Linked DNA regions of Homo sapiens: region 1 is linked to region 2. A link is a contact called in ENCODE Hi-C or POLR2A ChIA-PET data. All regions are on one chromosome and are shown on one strand. The core of a region is the stretch at or near the end of the contact, and the rest is flanking DNA. Distances in the headings are between cores, read along the strand shown.

Evidence for each region. A loop is a pair of places that touch in the nucleus more often than their neighbours do. ChIA-PET counts read pairs that join two places held with the same protein, here RNA polymerase II (POLR2A). Pooled maps may share reads with other maps.
Region 1: a loop to region 2 is called in a pooled map, with 6 times the contacts of the local background. The contact joins the promoter of PDIK1L here to the enhancer-like site in region 2. A Hi-C loop is called at or near these places in 2 of 37 single-sample maps with no recorded cell type and 5 of 50 pooled maps. POLR2A ChIA-PET finds 5 or more read pairs at or near these places in 1 of 52 experiments (CD4-positive, alpha-beta T cell).

The regions. Positions count from the first base shown.
Region 1 is chr1:26,107,438-26,113,106 of GRCh38, reverse strand. It overlaps PDIK1L (PDLIM1 interacting kinase 1 like), which reads right to left and starts at 1,283. Exons shown (of 3, transcript NM_152835.5): 1 at 1,192-1,283. RefSeq lists enhancers at 520-629, 1,010-1,239 and silencers at 1,290-1,929, 1,990-2,269.
Region 2 is chr1:25,025,338-25,031,237 of GRCh38, reverse strand. No RefSeq gene overlaps it. Among named protein-coding and RNA genes, the nearest start is that of MIR4425, 4.8 kb to the right of the region's middle. RefSeq lists a silencer at 73-122 and enhancers at 1,605-1,674, 2,135-2,224, 2,177-2,716, 3,126-3,175, 2,717-3,254 and 2 more. Within about 2 kb of position 2,082, at least 8 of the 41 ENCODE cell types and tissues checked have a DNase peak (open chromatin) inside an H3K27ac peak, as active enhancers do; they include CD4-positive, alpha-beta T cell, where a contact is called at or near this core.

The sequences.
Region 1 (5,669 bases), core at 34-2,533, 1.1 Mb before region 2:
CCTTTTTCCTAGTCATAAGACAGCTGGAGTAAACAATATCTATTTAGTTCTAGGTCATTTTTGCCAACAAAGATCCTGCATATCAAGGGGCTCTCTGACAGAGTTCTTGGGAATTCAACTTACTGAACGGTTTAAAGGCGAGGGCAAAGGCCCTGCACAGAAATGCTCATGTGTTGAATGGAGAAAGTCTAAAGTGGGCTTCCTCAGCGCCCAAAGAATTTCTAGATTATAACCAACTTCATGAACGAATTCTCATTTGTAGATTGTGACCACGGGCTAGAAAAGTAACCTGAGATTGTACAATATTTATTCTGTACAGCTGGGGAAGCAAAAGGCTACTGACCCTAGAGCCTGAGAAGTTGGGATCCACTGCTTTAAGTCTACAGGATAGATTTAATAAAAAGAAATGACTTCTGAGATTGTGTTCAGTCCCACTTCCTCTAACTGGACACCCACCCTTCAAATCGCTACTGAATTTCCTAGTGTCTAATTTCCTGCCACAGAATCCTCTGCGCCGGCTGCACAGCAGACGAGCTTTCCTGCTCTACGGGGATCGCCAATCACATCCACTCAAGGTGGTTCGTGTCTCTGAAGCAGTGCCATGTCCTCTCCAGCCTGGTACAGTCCCCATGGGGAAGAGCACCTTCCTGAATAGGGAGGAGAGAGGTGTTTATGAAACCCGTGGGATCCCGGATCCAATGATGCATCCGATGCGAACCTAAGTGACTTTCGACCGAAAGTGGCGGGCCCTCGCTCCCGCTGCTCTAACCAGGCGCTGGGACGCGAGCCGGCCAGGCCAGACACCTGCCGGCGCCCGGGAAGGGCCAGTCGCGGCCAGAGGTGTTGCCCGACGCGGCGGCTCAGGCCGCGCTCATTGGCCAAGTGTCAGGCCCTCCCCCTCCTCGGCCGTGCTCAGATGAAGCCCGGAGGGGAGCCTCCTGAGCCCCTTCGCTCTGAGGAGCCAGCCCTGCAGTTGCCTCAACTCCTCGGGGCTGGGGGCTGAGGGCCGGGGGGAGGTGGCCCCGGTATGAGAGGAGGCCGCGACTGGGGTCGGTGGCCTGAGGAGCGCAGGGCCTTCCCCAGGATGACTCCGCTGACACGTCTGTGACAAGCCTCCCAGGGAGGGAGGCACATGCAGGGCCATCGGCTCTGCAGCAAGACCTCTCCGCCACGCCGAAAGGCCAGATTTACCTCAGGGTAGACGCTGCCGCTTCTCCCTCTCATGGGCTCTGCAGGCCGCCATTATCGGGCAGCTCGCGCCTCCGCTGCCGCCGCCTCCAGTCAGCAGCCGGCGCGCGCCCCCGTGGTGCGCGCGGACACACCCCCTTACGCCGACGGCCCCGCCCCCCTCCGGCTTTCCGTAGCGCGAGCCGGGACGTTCCGCGCCACCGACGAGGCGCGCGGCCGGCGCTCCGCTCGCCTCCTCCCTCTCTCGAGGATTTGCAGAGCCGGGAGTCGTCGGAGGTGTGCGCGCTCCGGAGCGCACCACTGGTGCTGCTCCCCGCAGGGGTGGCCGGGCTCGGGAACCGCGAGGCCACGCCACGCCGGGGCTCGGCCACCCTCCAGCCGCAGCGGGCGCTCAGGGCCCGCGGCCCCGGGGACCGTCTGCAGCGGCAGGTCCGGGCCTGGGGCTGCGCGCGCCCGGCCGCGGCCTCCCCTCCCTCTACCCGCCCCCTTCCGACCTACCGAGCTGCGGGCTGGGGTGCGGGGCTCGCTGGGGTGGAACGCCCGGTGCATCTTCCGCGCGGGTCTCGGGTGCCTGCGGGGCGCGGTGCTCTTTGGCGGGCCTGCGGGGAGGTGCGGCCCGACCAAGGAGGCCTGGCGTCCGCCCCGCCGGGAGGGAGACTGCAGCTTTTCTCCGAGTCACTGAGCCATGTTTGCGGGCGGTGCAGTTGCGGAGACGGCGGCGGCGGCGGCGGCGCGGGGCTGGGTGCGATCATCTGGGAGGATGCCGTCCCCTGCCCCGCCGGCGCGGTGGTATCTCCCTTAAAGAGGCCGGCGCCTCATTGTTCCCCGGCTGCGGCCGCAGGGAGCCAGGGCCACCTCCTCGGCGTGGGGAGTGAGGGCGCGGAGGCGCCTGCACCTGGCTGCGGTGCCCACGGCGCCCCCCCGCGAGGCTCCTGGTGGAGGGTTGGTCTGCAGTCGGCGCAGGGGAGAGGCCTTGGTCCGAGCCAGGATCCACCGCGCTCCTGCCGCTCTCGGGGCTGGACAGTCAATGGGGTCCCCGCCGCTGCTGCAGTCGCTCGGCTGCCACACGCTGTTAGTCAGATCCCGCACGCTGTTGGCCCCACAGCCAGCCCGGGGTCACTTAGGACCGCATTCCTCAGTCATCCAGTTGTTAGATCAGTAAGCATCCGCCAGAAAAGTCCATTCCTTCTTACTCGATTTATTCTGCACCCATTACTTCTCAGCAGGGTGATGATTCCTCCTCCCAGCGCTCGCTCTGTAAGGCACGATGTACAAAAAATCCCTGTCGCTGTGCTCAAAGATCAACTCATTTTATTTTCTGTCCTTTATGCCCCTTCTCCCGAGAGTCTGGCACTGGGTTAGGTCTTTATATAAATGATCTTGCTTAATCCTAACCAAACCCCACAAGAGTAGGTTTTATTATCCTGTTTTTACAGGTGAGGAAACACCTCTGCCTCTTCTCACTGAAGTGTCTGTTTTGGGATGTGTCTACCTTGAATACCCATTCCTGGTGTAACACACCCTCCCCTTAAAAAAAAAAAACAACAACGGTTCTGTAATCTGTTCAGATTTTTGTCCTGAGTGCCATCCAAGTGTCAAGTCTTCAGCTGTTTGCTGGAAACACTGGTGTCAGCCAAGACTTATTTCCCGCCCTCAAAAGTAGAGGGAAAATATAGAAGGCTCTGCGTAGACAGCTAACTACCTGTGTGGGTTATTGATCCCAATCAGGGGAGGGACCTCTCTCTCGATCAAAGTAGCGTTTTCATTTTGTCTCAGTCATTAAATATCATAGGAACCCTTGCTCTTAAGTCAGCTGCAGATGAGATTTGAAATCCACTCTCGCCCCCAGTTTAGGCTCACTGTTAAGTCTGTGAGGGGGGTTTAGATCTTGTGGGACCTGAAACTTAAATAATTTGGGGTGTCCTCCTGAGGAAAAATGTTATAAAATGGCCCTGTGAACACATATCTGGAACACTGGAAAGGGTCCCTATAAGTAAAGGACTCTGAAGCTTAAGATTCATTAGTTTCAGGGTAAATCTGCCTCCTGCTTATTATGTCATTTTTTTTAGCCTTTAGGCCTCCTGGAGGACTGAGAATTCCTAGGGGCAGGAACCTTGTCTGTGATTCATCTCTGCAGCCTCCTCAATCTGATATGGTATCAAAATACACCTAAGGCTAGCATTCTCATACATAGCTGGTGGGAAGACAAAGTGATATAACAGTTAACAAGGAAATTTGGCAATATATAGCAATATTATTTGATCCAGTAACCCTAGATCAAATACTAGATTTCGAGGAATCTATCCTAGTAATATACTGGCAAACACACACACACAAAACAACAAACCTGTATGTACAGGGCTGTTCATTATGGCATTAATGAATAGCAAAAGATTGGAAACTGCTCACATGTCTAATGATAAAGAACTGGTTGAATAAATTATAGTACATACACAGGATAAAGTACTATGCAGCCATGAAAAGCTATGTGGAAGAGGCCTGGCATGGTGGCTCACACCTGTAATCCTAGCACTTTGGGAGGCCGAGGTGGGCAGATCACTTGAGGTCAGGAGTTTGAGACCAGCCTGGCCAACATGGTGAAACCCTGTCTCTACTAAAAATACAAAAATTAGGCGGGTGTGGTGGCACTTGCCTGTAGTCCCAGGTACTTGGGAGGCTGAGGCAGGAGAATCTCTTGAACCTGGGAGGCGGAGGTTGCAGTGAGCCGAGGTCAAGCCACTGCACTCCAGCTTGGGCGACAGAGCAAGACTCTGTCTCAAAAAAAAAAAAAAAACAGAGCAAGACTCTATCTCAAAAAAAAAAAGATGTGGAAGATTTCTTATATATACTAATAAACATATACTAATATCAAGTGATCTGTTTATTATTAAGTGAAATAAGCAAAGTGCATACAGTGTTTATAGTATGCTATTACATGTGAGTAATGGAGAGATAAATATACATTAAGTACTTATATTTAAAAGGTAAACAATGGAAGAATAAATCCCAAACTTCTAAAAAAATAGTTGCCTATGTGGGTTGGAGGGGATAGAGATGGGAATGAGACTTCTATGAATATACCTTTTATATAGTACAATTTTGGACTCTTGTAAACATTTCACATATTTATAAGACAAAGTTCAATAAAATAAAGCACTCCATAAAAATTAAAAACAAATGGAAACGAACCATCTGTAATGTCAGATTGGTGGTGTAACACAGAGAAAATAATTTCAAATGGCTTCTTAAGTATTTTGATTTTTTTTCTTTTTTAAAGAGATGAGTTCAGGCCGGGTGCAGTGGCTCACGCCTGTAATCCCAGCGCTTTGGGAGACCGAGGCAGGTGGATCATGAGGTCAGGAGATCAAGACCATCCTGGCTAACACGGTGAAACCCCGTCTCTACTAAAAATACAAAAAAATTAGCTGGGCATGGTGGTGGGCGCCTGTAGTTCCAGCTACTGGAGAGGCTGAGGCAGGAGAATGGCGTGAACCTGGGAGGCAGAGCTTGCAGTGAGCTGAGATCGAGCCATTGCACTCCAGCCTGGGCGAGAGAGCGAGACTCTCCATCTCAAAAAAATAAAAAATAAAGAGATATCATTCTGTCGCCCAGGCTTGAGTGCAGTGGTGATCATAGTTCACTAACTTCCAACTCCTGGGCTCAAGGGATCCTCCCACCTCAGCCTCCTGAGGAGCTGGGACTATAGGCATAGCTAATTTTAAAAAAGTTTTTGTTGGCTGGGCGCGGTGGCTCACGCCTGTAATCCCAGCACTTTGGGAGGCCGAGGCGGGCGGATCACGAGGTCAGGAGATAAGACCATCCTGGCTAACACGGTGAAACCCTGTCTCTACTAAAAATATAAAAAATTAGCCGGGCGTGGTGACGGGCACCCGTAGGCCTAGCTACTCGGGAGGCTGAGGCAGAAGAATGGCGTGAACCTGGGAGGCAGAGCCTGCAGTGAGTTGAGATCACGCCACTGCACTCCAGCCTGGGCAACAGAGCGAGACCCTGTCTCAAAAAAAAAAAAAAAATTTTTTTTTGTAGAGACAGGGTCTCGCTGTGTCGCCCAGGCTGCTCGTAAACTCCTGGCATCAAGTGATCCTCGTTTGTCTCTCAAGGTGTTGGGATTACAGTCATGTAATCCTTGTTTGTACCTGTCTAATGGGATACAGTCTAAGGACAAATAAAACTGCATAGAAATACAATTGTATTCATTAGTCTTATTGCCAGTAGTAATATTGATGTTGCTATTTTGAAACTATGATATAAGAAAAAATAAGTAATTATGTCAATAGCATTAGGAACCAAGATTTTTCAGTGTATGAGAAAGTGTTATAAGTGGAAAAGAAGCTTAGGATATACTTAGATCTGAATTAGATAGCAGTATGTATTTTTTCTCTTCAAAAATGTATTTTCAGCCTGGCATGGTGGCTCACGCCTGTAATCCCAGCACTTTGGGAGGCCGAGGCTGGTGGATCACC
Region 2 (5,900 bases), core at 833-3,332:
CTCCATTCCTCCAGCCTCCATCCCTCCATCCCTCCAGCCTCCATCCCTTCATCCTCCATCCCTCCAGTCTCCATCTCTCCAGCCTCCATCCTTCCATCCCTCCATCTCTCCAGTCTCCATCCTCCTCTTCCTAGGGAGCCTGAGAGTGTCTGGCAGGGCAGAACAGACCCTGGGAAACCCAGCCCTGGAGTGAGGCTCCCCTCCAAACCGTGAATGGGGTGTGGTTTGGGGCTTTGTCTCCTCTGAGTCACCTCCATGGTGTGGTGGGGTTGACTCAGACAGAGAGTGAGAAGGAGAACTTGGTTGGTCCTCCTGGTTTCCACAGGTCCTGAGACTGGCCAGGGTGGGGCTGGGTGGGGTGGGAGGACAGGGAGAGGCCCACACTGAGGAAGGTGTTAGAACCACACACTGGGAGGACTGACATGGATCTCAGGTCCCCGGGAGCATCTAAACCCCACACTTTCTGCTCTGGAACAGTGAGGGCTGGAAGCAGCAAGGTGTGGCGGAGGGAGGAGTCTGACTCTGTTCTTACCTCCTCCCCTCCCTAAATTTCAGACTCTTCACCTTACACCAAGGGGGTTAGTTCCAAATCCCCTCTAGCCAACTTCCAGCCTGAGTGCCAAGGCCAGGCTTTACCTAATGACCATGGGGACTGGAAGAGAAGAAAAACAGCCAGACGCAGTGGCTCATGCCTGTAATCCCAGCACTTTGGGAGGCTGAGGCGGGTGGATCACTTGAGGCCAGGAGTTCAAGATCAGCCTGGCCAACATGGCAAAACCCTCTCTCTAGTAAAAATACAAAAAAGTTAGCCAGGTGTGGTGGCATGCACCTGTAATCTCAGCTACTCAGGAAGCTGAGGCAGGAGAATCACTTGAACCCAGGAGGCGGAGGCTGCAGTGAGCTGAGATCATTCCATTGCACTCCAGCCTGGGTGACAGAGCAAGACTCTGTCTCAGGAAAAAAAAAAAAATAAAAGAAGAAGAAGAAGAATGACCAAGAGCTACCCTTATTTGAGCACTTACTGCATGCTAAGGACTGGCTGATTGTTCCATATGCATGACCTCATTTAGTCCTCATGATAGCCTTCCAGAAACCCACTTTGCAGATGGGGAAACTGAGGCTCAGTAGAACAATGACTTGCCGCAGGGCACACTCTAGGCTAGATGGTGAGCTGGGCTTCCCAGGTCTCTTGACCCCCAAATCCTCATCCTTGACTGCTTGCTCCCAAAGTTACTGTTTCCCCTCATCACCTGCACCCCAAGATGCTCAAAGTGGTATCTTCTGATTCTAAGAGGGTCAACCAGGGAGGCCAGCCAGGGCCACTGGTCTCTGACCTCTCTTGCTTGTTGACAGCCCCCGGGGGCTGTACTGCTGACTGCAGCCTCCCCAGACCATCTCTCCCCAAAACCCTGTCAGACAGCTCTGGAGGAGGCATTTGGCTTTCCTTTTACGGTTTTTCTTTTCTTTTAACTTCTCTGCAACAAATATAGAAAATACAGATAAGCACAGGAAAGAGCAAGAAAATCACATTCCTTATCATCTTCATTAGAATAGTGACATTTGGGTGCATTTCATTCCAGTATTTTTCTTTTATGCACTTGCATTGCCAGTTTTGTTTTTATGAAGACAGGATTGTTTGTCAACAGACATTTCCTGAGTACCCACTGCGGGTGGGGAGCTGTGCTCCGTCCATCAGCGACAGCTCCGCCTCTCCCCTCGCAACAGGTTCTTCCCTGAGAAGGGCTCCCGCTGCTGGGCTGGGCAAGATGGGCACCAGGAGAATGGGGCTTTGCAGCCTCGCAATTCAGAGCCAAGCTTTGGAGAAGGTAGATCTGGGCTGCTGGCTGTGTGGCCGCGGGGGTGCCGCTTGGCATCCTTTTCAAGAGTGGAGTGGCTTCCTTTTCTGTGGAGTGAGAGTCACCACTTGTCACACAACAGGTTTTGAAAATTAAATGGCCAAGTGAATGGGAAGGGTTTGGCGCCAAGTCGGCGCTCGGTGAGTGTTTCGTGGGCTCTCTGTGGGTCTCAGGGGACCTCTGTGTTGAGGGCATTTTACTTCCTGGTGCTCTCAGGGAGCAATGCTGGACCCAGGACTTGGGAGACACCTCATGACAGTTCAGTGATTCAAATCTTGCCTCTTGGCTTGAGGCAGGGCCTGGAAAACCTCTCACCGCCCTGCGGTGTTTCCAGAAAACACAGGCTCTGGCGCAGTCATCTTCCTTCCCGCCGGTTCCTAATATGGGTGTGATTTGCAACCGAAAAACCAAAGCCAACTTCACAGCTGAGACCACGAGCTCATCTCTCTTTGGGTTCTGTCCCAGCTCCCCGAGCCCTGGGGCTGATGAGGGTGGCGGAGGAGAGTCAGGGAGAGAAGGGGACCTGCAGAGGACGGAGGTGGGGTGCGGACTCGGATGAGGACTCAGGCGAGCTGCAGGGCCCAGAGGCACTCGGCCCCCCAGAGGTGCTCAGTACATGTTTGCCGAGTGAACACGAGTGAATGAGGAAGCCAGCTGAGGCGTGCGCACTGGGAGAATGGGAGGAAAGAAGCCTTCATCTTTTCTGCCCATATTTCAAACCCCAGTGCCCGCCGCAGAGCCTAGGGGCACCCAAAGGGCCCAGCAGAGAGGAGAGGAACAAACTCACCTTGCTGGTGGCTGCCCTCAGTCTCAGATGCCACTCTGTGACCCTGCCCTGGGCTCTGACCACCTCATTCCCCTGCAGCACCCCCCATGCCCTCTTAGGTCTCCCAGCTCCCATCTTTCCTGGGGAGCTTAGCAGGTACCATGCTGCGTGCTTGACTCTGGAGGATGGCACGCTCATGGTGGACTTTCCGGCACGCAGGGAAGACATTCTAGAAGCCATCTTGCAGGCAAGCAACTGCTCCACCCAGGGATGAAGCCACCATGTGTGTCGAAGCCAAGAGCCTAGCCAGCCATCCCCAGTGGCCCTGCTGCCTGGTGGCAGGAGGCAGCTGACTCTGGGAAAGGACCCAGAAAGAAGAGGAAGAAGGGGCTGGGGGGCTGCACGTGCTGGAGCCACTGTGGGGTCCTGGGAAGTGGCCTCTCCCTGCCTCTGAAATGAGGGGGCTGAGCCACAGGCCTTCAGAAGGGCCCCCAGACCTCTGCCCCCTGGAGGCACATCCATGGGTTTTGGAGGACAGAGAGTGCAGAGGAGGCTCCCAGCTGGAGGCGGTGGGCACCCCATGGGGAGCAGTGGGCAGGAGTTGGACTTACGAGGCAGGGCCGGCCCTCACCAGGGAAAGGAGGAAAGTGAGTAACGGTGACAATAATATGACAACTTCCATGACTGAGCACAGGGAGCTGGAAACTTCTCTCAAATGATCTCCTTTCATCTGCAAGACCGCCTCTTGCATGGCAGGCAGCAAAGGCCAGGGCATCTGGAGTCGGGCGGGCAGTGTTCATGCCAAACCTCACACCCTCGTCTCCTACTTGGGATCCTCAGAGCCTCTACCCTAGAGGGTGATTGGGCCGTGTCAGAGAGGAGTCACTTGGAAGAGTGTCTGGCAGAAAAACGGGGCTCACATCCTGTGATTATTATTAGTATTATTAATGCAGAGATGGAACCTCAGAGAGGTGAAGTCACTTGCCCAGGGCCACACAGCAAGTAAGTGGTGGGGCCAGCATTTGATTTCAGACTGTCCAATTCAAAACCTTAGTCCTTCCCCAATACCTCCTGGCTTGGCTTCTGTCTTACGTCCCTTCTGGTCCCTCAGGAGGACAAAGTAGTTAAAACCACAGTTGCCAGACAATTGCCCTTAGGTCCCATCCATTTCAGAGGAGAGGGATTTGCCAGAAGTCACACAGATAGACCTGGCCAGGGTGGAACCCTCAGTGGACAGACTCTCACGCCAGAGCCCCCCAAGTGTATCTGTGGAACCTGACAACAAGGTCACCCCCTTTCTGGCCCCCTGTTCCGCTCCCACCTCCCATGGGGCACAGGAAGTGATGGCTGAGATCCATTTCAAACCACAGGGGAAATTTTTTGTCTGGGCTGTACTGGAATCCCGCCAGGGCTTCAGGTCAGAGGTTCTCAGTCATATGCAAAAGACAGGGGATGTAGAATGGGCTGGGGAGGGGGCATTGCATTCCCATCACTACTTGGCCTTGGGATTCCCCTCGCCTGATCGGGCAGCTCTGAACTAGGCAGGCTTCCGAGTCTCCATCCCAGACTTGACTGCCCGGATCTTCCTGAGGTCATGGTCAAGTCAGGCCCTGGTCATCTCAGCTCCACGTCTGATCAGAGCTGAGTGCTGGGTGAGGCACGGCCGACCAGCCTCCCCTGCTGGCTCTGCACACTCACTGTGGGACCCTGGACAGGTCTCTCATCTTCAAAATCATCAGCTTCCCGCTGTCTCAGAATCCTTCCCAAACTTCCCTTCTGGGATTTCCAGGGAAGCTCGTCATAAGCACTTCTGCTTCTGCAGGACCAGCCTCCTGAACCCCAGCACCAAAAGAAAAGCTAAAGAACATTTTAAAAAATTTTTATTTTAAGCAGAGCAGGTGCCTGTGGCTTCTATCTTGTCCACCCTCCCAGCTGGCATGAGGATGCAATGAGCTTGGAGGAGAAATCTTTGCTCTGTAAAACTATAAAGGGCTGGAAAAGAACTGCAAACCATTCCTTCTTAGGCTGAAAGCTTCTGGAGGACAGCTGCTGGCCCCCTGCCGAGGCCTAACAGAGCACTGACACTCAGGGCTTTCCTGGGGGCAGCTTGGCTGGCAATGGGTAGTGTCCAAGTCTCTACAGCACACAGTGTGCCCCATCCCTGAGGCTGGCAAGGCTGAACCGTAAGGCAAGGGTTGGATCAAAGCAGGAATCGAATCTGGCTGGCACAGGTGTGAATAGTCCCAGACAGACCAGAGCTGATTTCCAGGGCCCTCGATACATTTATTATTATTATTATTATTTTGAGACAGGGTCTTAGCTCTGTTGCCCAGGCTGGAGTGCAGTGGTGCAATCACAGCTCACTGCAGCCTCGACCTCCTGGGCTCAAGCCACCCACCCGCCTCAGCCTCCCAAAGTGCTGGAATCCCAGGTGTGAGCCACTGTGCCTGGCCTATTACTATTATTATTATTTGGCGATGATGGTGGGGACTACTGGGCAGGGAACCAAGAGTCAGGATGCTAGCCCCTGCTTTAGCATGGCCTCCCTGGGAGTCCTTGGACAAGTCCCCTGCCTTTGCTGGGCCTCAGCCTTCCCCTCTGTACAATGGGGGGATGCCTATGATTCTGGGGCCAGGGCAGAAAGTTGGAAATGGGCAGAGCAGGGCCTCAAGTTTTCAGTGCATTTGTGACTTTCAGTTTGGAGACAGGCAGCTCTGGCCTTGGTGGAGATGGCTCTCCCAGCGTCTGTGTTTCAGAAGACGGGCTGGGAGTGAGGACTCTCAGCTGCAGTCTCCCATCCTTCCCCAACATGCCTGAGCCTCCAGGTTCTGCCCCGCCCAGTCAAGCAGGGTTCCCTTCCCCAACCCCCCAGTGAGTTGCTGTATGACCTTGGCTAAGTCACTCTACCTCTCTGGCTTCCATTTGGGGTAACAGAGTCACAAAGGCCTCAGCAAAGGGCAGCCTGTCCTGGCCACCCACTCCCCTCCCTTTGGCCACATATCATCCCTCCTATTGTAGCACCACTGAGCTGGGAGAGCCTTGGGGGATGGTGGAGGCCAAGTGTCCAGTTTCACAGGTGAGGAAACTGAGGCCCTGAAAGGTCTGCCCAGGGCCAGCCATCTCCAGTCCTCATGCCCTCTTTCTCTGCAGCATCGCTCTGTAGTAATAAAGAACACACCCAAATGACAGAGGCCGGCAGCTAGAGCTCCAGCCGACTTCCAAATCCCCAGGCTTCCACATTCCCAGACTTCTTTGAGCCCCTCTGTCCTTGTCTGTGG